Regions from separate parts of the Homo sapiens genome. Here regions 2 and 3 are each linked to region 1. Evidence: chromatin contacts called from ENCODE Hi-C or POLR2A ChIA-PET data. All regions are on one chromosome and are shown on one strand. Each heading gives the region's core, a stretch centred on a gene start or an enhancer-like site at or near the end of the contact. The rest is flanking DNA. Distances are from core to core; before and after follow the strand shown.

Evidence for each region. Hi-C counts contacts between places; a loop is a spot of excess contacts on that map. ChIA-PET counts read pairs that join two places held with the same protein, here RNA polymerase II (POLR2A). Pooled maps may share reads with other maps.
Region 2: a loop to region 1 is called in a map of naive thymus-derived CD4-positive, alpha-beta T cell, with 5 times the contacts of the local background. The contact joins the enhancer-like site here to the promoter of TMEM39B in region 1. A Hi-C loop is called at or near these places in 1 of 168 maps with a recorded cell type or tissue (naive thymus-derived CD4-positive, alpha-beta T cell) and 8 of 50 pooled maps. POLR2A ChIA-PET finds 5 or more read pairs at or near these places in 7 of 52 experiments (AG04450, CD4-positive, alpha-beta memory T cell, CD8-positive, alpha-beta memory T cell and 4 more).
Region 3: a loop to region 1 is called in a pooled map, with 2.2 times the contacts of the local background. The contact joins the enhancer-like site here to the promoter of TMEM39B in region 1. A Hi-C loop is called at or near these places in 1 of 168 maps with a recorded cell type or tissue (gastrocnemius medialis), 1 of 37 single-sample maps with no recorded cell type and 4 of 50 pooled maps. POLR2A ChIA-PET finds 5 or more read pairs at or near these places in 6 of 52 experiments (GM12878, IMR-90, MCF 10A and 3 more).

The regions. Positions count from the first base shown.
Region 1 is chr1:32,071,361-32,074,338 of GRCh38, reverse strand. It overlaps TMEM39B (transmembrane protein 39B), which reads right to left and starts at 1,400. Exons shown (of 9, transcript NM_018056.4): 1 at 1,288-1,400. The coding sequence starts at 1,291. RefSeq lists an enhancer at 1,396-2,001.
Region 2 is chr1:31,887,838-31,890,815 of GRCh38, reverse strand. No RefSeq gene overlaps it. Among named protein-coding and RNA genes, the nearest start is that of PTP4A2, 49 kb to the left of the region's middle. RefSeq lists enhancers at 1,132-1,281, 1,572-1,621. Within about 2 kb of position 1,460, at least 21 of the 41 ENCODE cell types and tissues checked have a DNase peak (open chromatin) inside an H3K27ac peak, as active enhancers do.
Region 3 is chr1:31,909,632-31,912,609 of GRCh38, reverse strand. PTP4A2 (protein tyrosine phosphatase 4A2) reads left to right here. Exons shown (of 6, transcript NM_080391.4): 4 at 784-914; 5 at 2,498-2,572. Among named protein-coding and RNA genes, the nearest start is that of PTP4A2, 27 kb to the left of the region's middle. Within about 2 kb of position 1,474, at least 2 of the 41 ENCODE cell types and tissues checked have a DNase peak (open chromatin) inside an H3K27ac peak, as active enhancers do.

The DNA of each region.
Region 1 (2,978 bases), core at 151-2,650:
ACACATTGGGCCCCATTCAGACATAAGTTTCTGGAGGCCTATAACTCTGGGTAACTTTGGGACAGCTTTTTCATCCAGGGCCCCATGATTCAGCTCAAAGGGCATTCTGGGATCTCATGGGCAGGACCCAGGGCCTAAATAAAGGGTCAAGGATATGGCTGGGAGAATCCTGTGGCTGTGGACTGAAAAATTGGACCTACTAGGCTGAGCAGTCTAGCCCAAGCTCCCACGCACCACTTCGCACAAAAGTTCTGCACAAAGCTCCTAAGCACCTAAAAAAGTCACAACCTGACTGGGTGTGGTGGCTCACGACTGTAATCTCAGCAATTTGTGAGGCCGAGGCGGGAGGATCGCTTGAGACCAGGAGTTGGAGACCAGCCTGGGCAACATGGCGAAACCCGGTCTCTATTAAAAAATATATATACATACATATACATATTTTTAAAAAGTTATAACCTGTTCATACCTCTTCACAGTAACACAGCAGCCTCCATTCACATACACCCCACGCCGTAGCATCTCAGCTCGGAAGCGTTTCCCACACTTCGGAGCCAATTTTGGGCTTGGATGTATGCCCAAAATTATAAACCTCCACAAGTCTCTAAAAAGTACCTGGCGAAGAGCTCTGCCCTCCATAAACCCCCAGACCAGAAGCTCTGTTCATACGCTGTTATACTTGGCTTAGAAAATCCCACACAAACACCCTTAGTCCAGTCCAGAAGCTCTGCCCACACCCACTCTCCTCTCTTTAGAAGCTCTGCACCCACATAAAGCCCCTCAGCCCAGAAGCTCCGCCTACACACAACTGTCAGCCCAGAAACCCCGCCCACAAGCCAATAAAAGCCCTCTCAGCCCAGAAGCCCCACTCCAGAATGGGCTCCCTCAGTCGGAAGTCTCCCCGCTCCACCGCCCCCAGTGTAACCCCTCCAACCCAGAAACGCCGACTGCACTAGCGCCCCCTGCCCAGAATCTCCACCCTTAGCGCTGAAGCCACGCCCACTGGTAAGTCCCGCCCCCCTTTCTAGCCCCGACGAGCTGGTCCTCACGAAAGCCCAAGCCCCCACAGGGCTTCGTCTTAGAAGCCCCGCCCACCGTCCAATGTCCCGCCCCCACAACAGAGGCCCCACCCCGCAAAACGACAGGAGGGGGCGGGATCCCGTCTGCGCTCGCATCCCCTCCCCCTCCCGTCACCGGGCTCCTGTCCGCGTGGAGCAGCAATTAGCAGCCTGGCCATCCTAACCCGTGCGCCCGCTCGTTGCCAGGCCGAGCCTGAGCCGCTCTGCTCACCCATCTCCTCCCCCCGGTGCTCTCCGCTTCGCCGCCGCAGCTCCTGCGGGCAATATGTCGGAGGCGACGGCGGCCGGGAGAGGACTAACCGCCGCAGCCCAGTCCCGGGTATCAGCCGCGCGCTCCCGCCGCGCCGCTACATTTGCATACAAGGCGGGCTGGAAGCTGGCGCGCGCTTCTTAAAGGGGCCGCCCGGACGGAGGCGGTGCCTGCGCGCTCTTTGTCTCTCGGTCCCCCACGCCCTTCCTGCAGCTGCTGGTGAAGAGACTCAAGAGGGAGGGGAACGGAACCCACCTCCTGCTCTTCCCGTGCGTGTCTTCTCTCAGCATCTCCTGGACCGGGGCGGCGGCGACCGGAGGAGGGTGCGGAGCCGCCTCTCCGCTCCCCTAGGGGTGGACCATATCCCTGACCGGTCCGCAGGCACCTCCAGCCCAGCCCCACGTTGCGCTTCATCCTTCTCTTAGGCCTCACTGCGCTTTAGTCCACCCCAGTCAAAATCCAGGAGTCATTTCCTCCCTCCCTCGGCCCCCACATCCGATCTTTGCCTTAGTCTTTGTGAGCCTAAGTCCTAAATATTTCTCACATTTGACGTTACTCACCGTTCTCATTGTCAACACCGTGGTTCAGATCCTGACTGCCATTTCCCAGCCTTGCAATCTTGTTTTTTTATGCTTTACGATGAGGCTGCTGATGGTCACCGTGTAGGTTTCGGTGAGGGTTAAATGAAATAGAGCATGCAGAACTGAGTCTGTTTTAGTATTAGCCATCACGATGTTTGGAGAAGCATTGACTAAATGAGCTACATTTATTGTCATTAGGATTCTTCCCTCACAAGACCTACAAGCAGTTTTAGTCATCTTGTAGCTCCATTGCTTAGCACAGTGCTTGGCACTTAATAGCAGTATTCAATTAATTGAATGAATTAGTAGATATTTCATTAATAGTCATAGAGCTTACAGTCAAGTGGGAGGAGATAGACATGAACAAAATTGGTAAATTCTGTAGTATGTTAGATGGGAATGGTGTGAAGGAAAAACAGGAAAGGGGGATGGGGTTGCAGTTTTAAATAGGGCAGGCAGAGCAGGCTTCAGAGTTGACTTGAGTAAACACATGAAGGAAATGAGTGAGTCAGTGGTGCAGATTTCTGGAGAAAGGGGGCATTTCAGGCAGAGGGAATAGTTAGTGCAAGGTCCCTCAGGCAGGAGGGTGTATTTATTTTATTATTTTGTTTTTTGAGGGGATGGAGTCTCTGTTGCCCAGGCTGGAGAGCAGTGGCTCGATCTCGGCTCACTGCAACCTCCACCTGCTGGGTGCAAGCGATTCTCCTGCCTCAGCCTCCCAACAAGCTGAAATTACAGGCGTGCACCACCATGCCCGGCTAATTTTTGTTTTTGTTTTGTTTTGTTTTTTTGAGACTGGAGTCTCCCTTTCTGTTGCCCAGGCTGGAGTGCAGTGGTACGATCTCGGCTCACTGCAACCTCCGCTTCCCGGGTTCAAGCGATTCTCCTGTCTCAGCCTCCCAAGTAGCTGGGATTACAGGCACCCGCCAGCATGCCCGGCTAATTTTTCCATTTTTAGGAGAGGCGGGGTTTCACCATGTTGGCCAGGCTGGTCTCAAACTCCTGACCTCAAATCATCCACCCACCTCGACCTCCCAAAATGCTGGGATTACAGGTGTGCACCACCACGCC
Region 2 (2,978 bases), core at 211-2,710, 180 kb after region 1:
ATTTTTGTAGAGATCGGGTTTCTCCATGTTGCCCAGGCTGGTCTTGAACTCCTGGACTCAAGCAATCCACCCATCTCGGCCTCCCAAAGTGTTGGGATTACAGGCGTGAGCCATCGAACCCATGCAGTGTCCTGATCCTGGTTCAATGCAGCCTCGATCTCTCCAGACTCAAATGATCCGCCCACCTCAGCCTCCCGAGTAGCTGGGACTACAGATTCAGGGCATCACGCCCAGCTAATTGTTTTATTTTTTATAGAGATGGGGCCTTGCCATGTTGCCCAGGATGGTCTTGAACTCCTGGCCTCAAGTAATCCTCCCACCTTAGCCTCCCAAAGTGCTGGGATTGCAGGCATGAGCCACCACACCCCACCCATCTTCACTTTTTACTCTGGTACCAAATCCAGATTGATCCAGTCATTCATTTATCCATCTGTTGAACTTTCCGGCAAATATTTAATAGAACAGCTGCATAGTATATTGGGTAAGAGCACTGGAGCCTGAAGTCAGCCTGCCAGGCATCAGATCCTGGCTCTGCCATTTAACTAGCTTTGGAAACCTTGGGAAATTTGCTTGCCCACTCTGTGTTTCAAGGTTTTTTTTTTTTTTGACAGAGTCTCACTCTGTCATCCAGGCTGGAGTGCAGTGGTGCGATCTTGGCTCACTGCAACTTCTGTCTCCTGGGTTCAAGTGATTCTCTTGCCTCAGCCTCCCACATAGCTGGGATTACAGGTGTGTGCCACCACACCCATCTAATTTTTGTATTTTTAGTAGAGACGGGGTTTCACCATGTTGGCCAGGCTGATCTCAAACTCTTGATGACTGTCTTCTTATAAGGACAACAGTTATAGTGAATTAAGTGTCCACCCTACTCTAGTGTGATCTCTTCTTAACTAATTACATCTACAATGACTCTATTTCCAAATAAGGTCACATTCTGAGGTACTGGGGGTTAGGACTTCAACATAGCTCTTTTGGAGGGACATACTCTGCTATAGTCAGAATGTTTGTGTTCCCCTCAAATTCATATGTTGAAATCCTAACTCCTAAGGTGATGGTATTAGGAGGTGGGGTCTTTGGGAAGGCAGAACACTCATGATTGGGATTAGTGCCCTTATAAAGAGACCCCAGAGAGCTAGCCTGGCCCTTCTACTATGTGAGGACATAGTAAGAAGGCACTATCTGTGAACCAGGAAGTGGGCCCTCACCAGACACTGAGGCTGTCAGGGCCTTGATCTTAGACATCCAAGCCTCCAGAACTATGAGTAACAAATTCTGTTGTTTATAAGCCACCCTGTTATAGCAGCCCAAATGGACTAAGACAGCGTTCAATGCGTAACAGGCAGGAACTCTGATACAGGAATCATATCTGCTTTCTGACCTTGTGTGGCTCACAGTCTAATGTGCGGCAGTTGTTAATGTCTTACTTCCTGTCCCCGCCCACCGCGACTGTCTTAGTTCCTTTTGTCTCACAACAGCCTCCTGAGTAGACCCTAGTCTGGCCCCACCATAGTGCATCCTCCATGGGGTGTCAGAGTGATCTTTCCAACACATAGGTTGATCATGGCACCTCCTTCTGAAGCTCCCTGGGCCTTCAGGTAAAGGTTTAGCATGAAAAATCCTTCTAGTTCTAGCTCCTTCCTGCTTGTCTGCACTGAACCTTATACCACAGCCCAGAAAACTGTTTGTAGTTCCCTGATCATATTCTTCTTCTTCTTCTTTTTTTTTTTTTTTTGAGATGGAGTTTTGCTTTGTTGCCCAGGCTGGAGTGTAATGGCGCAATCTCAGCTCACTGCGACCTCTGCCTCCCAGGTTCAAGCGATTCTCCTGCCTCAGCCTCCTGTGTAGTAGCTGGGATTACAGGCGCCTGCCACCACACCTGGCAAATTTTTGTATTTTTAGTAGAGACGGGATTTCACCATGTTGGCCAGGCTGGTCTTGAACTCCTGACCTCAGGTAATCCACCCATCTCGGCCTCTCAAAGTGCTAGGAATACAGGCGTGAGCCACCACGCCGGCTATATTTTTTAAAATTTAAAATTACTTCCTTAGGCACAACTCAACAACAAAAAGACAAACAACCCAATTTAAAAATGGGCAAAGACTTGAGTAGACATTTCTCCAAATAATATATATAAATGGCCAAAAGCACATGAAAAGATGCTCAATGTCATTAATCACTAGATTAATGCGAATAAAACTACAATGAGATACCACTTCATACCCACTAGGATGGTTATAATAAGAAAAGTAACAAGTGTTGGCGAGGATGTGGAGAAGGAGAAATTGGAACATTGCTGGTGGGAATGTAAAATGGTGCAGCTGCCGTGAAAACAATTTGGCAGGACCTCAATAAGCTAAACATAGAATTCATAGAATACTGTCTGACCCAGCAGTTCCACTTCTAGGTATGTACTCAGAAGAATTGAAAACAAGTGTTCAATTGATGGCTCACGCCTGTAATCCCAGCATTTTGGGAGGCTGATGCGGGAGGATCACCGAGGTCAGGAGTTCGAGACCAGCCTGACCAACATGGAGAAACTCCATCTCTACTAACAATACAAAATTAGCTGGGTGTGGTGGCACATGCCTATAATCCCAGCTACTCAGGAGGCTGAGGCAAGAGAATCGCTTGAACCCGGGAGGCGGAGGTTGCGGTGAACCGAGATCACACCATTGCACTCCAGCCTGGCCAACAAGAGCAAAACTCCGTCTCAAAAAAAAAAAAAAAAAAAAGAAAAACAAAAAGAAAACAAGTGTTCAAATAAAAACTGTACACAAATGTTCATAGCAACATTATTCACAATAATCCAAAAGTGGAAATGACCACCCATGGATGGACAAAGAAAATGTGGTATCTCTATACAATGAAATATTACTCAGCCAGACTGGGCGCGGTGGCTCACGCCTATAATCCCAACACTTTGGGAGGCCGAGGTGGGTGGATCACTTGAGGTCAGGAGTTTGAGACCAGTCTGGCTA
Region 3 (2,978 bases), core at 225-2,724, 160 kb after region 1:
ACCTCTTGCTAAGTAGTGAGGAAGATAAACCCCTGCCTATACTGTGAATGCTCGTGGGATTAGTCTTAATTGAAAGATAGCCCAAATAGGTGAATACAGAAAGAGAAAGGGATACTTGACAAAATGGTCTCCATTTGCCCAGGACCCTGTCATGCAGCCCTGTCCTTGTTAAATGGGGACATATATAATTTAGTAAGCACTTTAAAAATACTCACTGCTTGCCTTTTAATAAGCACAAAGATGGTAGTTTGTTTCTGTTATGATTTACTAACTATTGGAGATTTCTTATCAGATAACCTTTCTCTAAAGATGTCATAACTTAGTTATCTTGAATTATAATCTTCAATTATCTGTAGAGACCAATGAGACACCAGTTGGTATGCTTTGCCAGAGTGGACTTTTAAATCATGTTGACATGTGCTGTGTCCTCTGTTACTTTGTCTTGGCTTTAATTACAGTTTTGTCTATTATGTCTAATTACTACTCTATTCAGATATCATTTTTGGGAGAACACTAGCTCTTATGACTCTGATAGAGATTTCTGTAAGTTTTTGTAAATTCAGATGTGTGCGACACTGCATTGAGAAGGGTAATTTATTTGGCAAACTTTAATTTCAATCCTGGATCATTTTACAGCAATGATCAGAATTGTGTTAACAATAGGTATATATAGTGCAGTTAGTTCAGTTAGGCCTGCCGTGTGTACTGTGTGCAGGTATTCTGTATTAGGATGTTAATCATGGAGAAAATATCAATTTAATGTAAAAGGTCATTTCTTTTCAGGATTGGCCATTTGATGATGGAGCTCCACCCCCTAATCAGATAGTAGATGATTGGTTAAACCTGTTAAAAACCAAATTTCGTGAAGAGCCAGGTTGCTGTGTTGCAGTGCATTGTGTTGCAGGATTGGGAAGGTAAACTCTTACCTTTATTACCCTTTTTGTCTGAATTCATTACCATGCCTAAGTTAGTTGAAAGTTTCACTTTGGTAGACATTTGCATATATTATACTAAATAACATTAAATTACCTGAAAGGAAAGGAAATGAGAGGAAAAACTAGTGTAATGATTTCTCAAAAGAGCCTGTTCATTTCATCTGGTTGTCTGATTCTGATGCCAGCCTGGATTGTGGGTGTTTTATTTTTCTCCCTATTTCAAGTAATCAAAAGTTCAGGTCACTGAAATTGGCAACAAAATTAAAATAATTTTAGAGTTTGATGAATCTATACATGGTTAATTTTGGACTGAGATGAATGGGAAGTTAATAGATAGCAGATATCTGAACTTTAAACTCTTGAAAGAAGATGTATGGACAAGAATTGACTTTGATCTTAAAACCTTTTCCCCTGAGCATTGCTTAGAATGGTGTTGCAACGCTGTCATCAGCAGCAGATTAAATGCCAATTTAGGATGCACACTTTGACTCAAAACATTAGTGTAGGCTGCCATTGCCTCAAGGTGGTGATTACTCAAGCTGTTAGTTCTGCTCTGCCCTTTTGTTTGCTATTTCCTTTTTTGTAGTGTGGTACTGTTTGTTCATAAGGTTAGAAGTTTTAGTCCTTATCCTGAAGGTTGAAGATAATGTTGTAACGTGAGTTGGCAGTTTTATAACTAGTAGCTATCCTAGTTTTAGGTAGCCCAAAATTGGTGCCCTGTAATGGGCTTTATAAAAACATCATTTCCTTTGTTAAATTTTTTTAAAAAGATAGAACTTCTTCTAGTCATCAATTCTTGGGCATTTTCCTAGCTCATCAAAAGGATTTTCTTGAAAACGTCTAGCACCTTTTTAGCATTTGATAAGGAAATATTAAAATCAATTGGTAATGAAAATTCTGACACATTGGAGATAAGTAATATGTTTGGTCATTTATTTTACTGTGATAATGGCTAAAGGCCAATGAAGGATTTTTGATCATATCTAGTGATGAGAGAATTTAATATATAATGTGATGTTTTAAAGAGTAAAGATTTCTTAAGGTTTAGAATTTAGTGCTTTACTAAAAGTAGATAATCAGGCTGGGCGCTATGGTTCACGCCTGTAATCCCAGCACTTTGGGAGGCGGAGGCAGGCAGATTGCTTGAGCCTAGGAGTTCAAGAGCAGACTGGGTAACACGGAGAAACCCCGTCTCTACTAACTATTAAAAATCAAAAATTAGCTGGGCATGGTGGCGGGCACCTATAGTCCGAGCTATTTGAGGAACTGAGGCAGGAGGATCACCTGAGCTTTGGGAGGTTGAGGCTGCGGTGAGCCGTGATTGTGCCACTGCACTCTGGCCTGGGTGATAGAGCGAGACCCTGTCCCCTGCCCCGCCAAAAAAAAAAATCATAGAATTAATGATGATGAGATATATTTACTGTATTAGGCAGATACCAGCTACTTTAGTATACAGGAAAAAGAAAGCTCATGCGTTGCATTGGTAATATGCAGTTACAGGTTTTTAAAAATCCTTTCACTCCAAGACTTATGGATACTTACATACAGGTTTCTTTCTGCAGGGCACCTGTGCTGGTTGCACTTGCTTTGATTGAATGTGGAATGAAGTACGAAGATGCAGTTCAGTTTATAAGACAGTGAGTATGAAGTTTTTGTGTTCAGAAACACAGAAAGCAAGATCATGCATGAGGAAGGAATTATGGAAGGGATATTCATTTATAGTATGGGATAATTTGCTTTTTTTGGCTTGAAGTATTATTTGAAGATGTAAAAAATTTAGAGCAAGTGATAGAGACTCAGTACAGCTGGTTTCCAGATTCAAAAGTTTTCTAATTTGGACATTATAGACTGTGTCCAGTATATTGTTTTGAGTATCTAGGAATCTCAAAAATGCCCCTTTTAATAGATTCCAAATACCTTCCAAATATAATTCTCTGTTAGGAGGAGGCAAGAAGAATGTGTAGAGGAGCAGTTAATCACCTGAGACTCTTTTTTTTTTTTTTGAGATGGAGTCTCGCTCTGTTGCTCAAGCTGGAGTGCAGT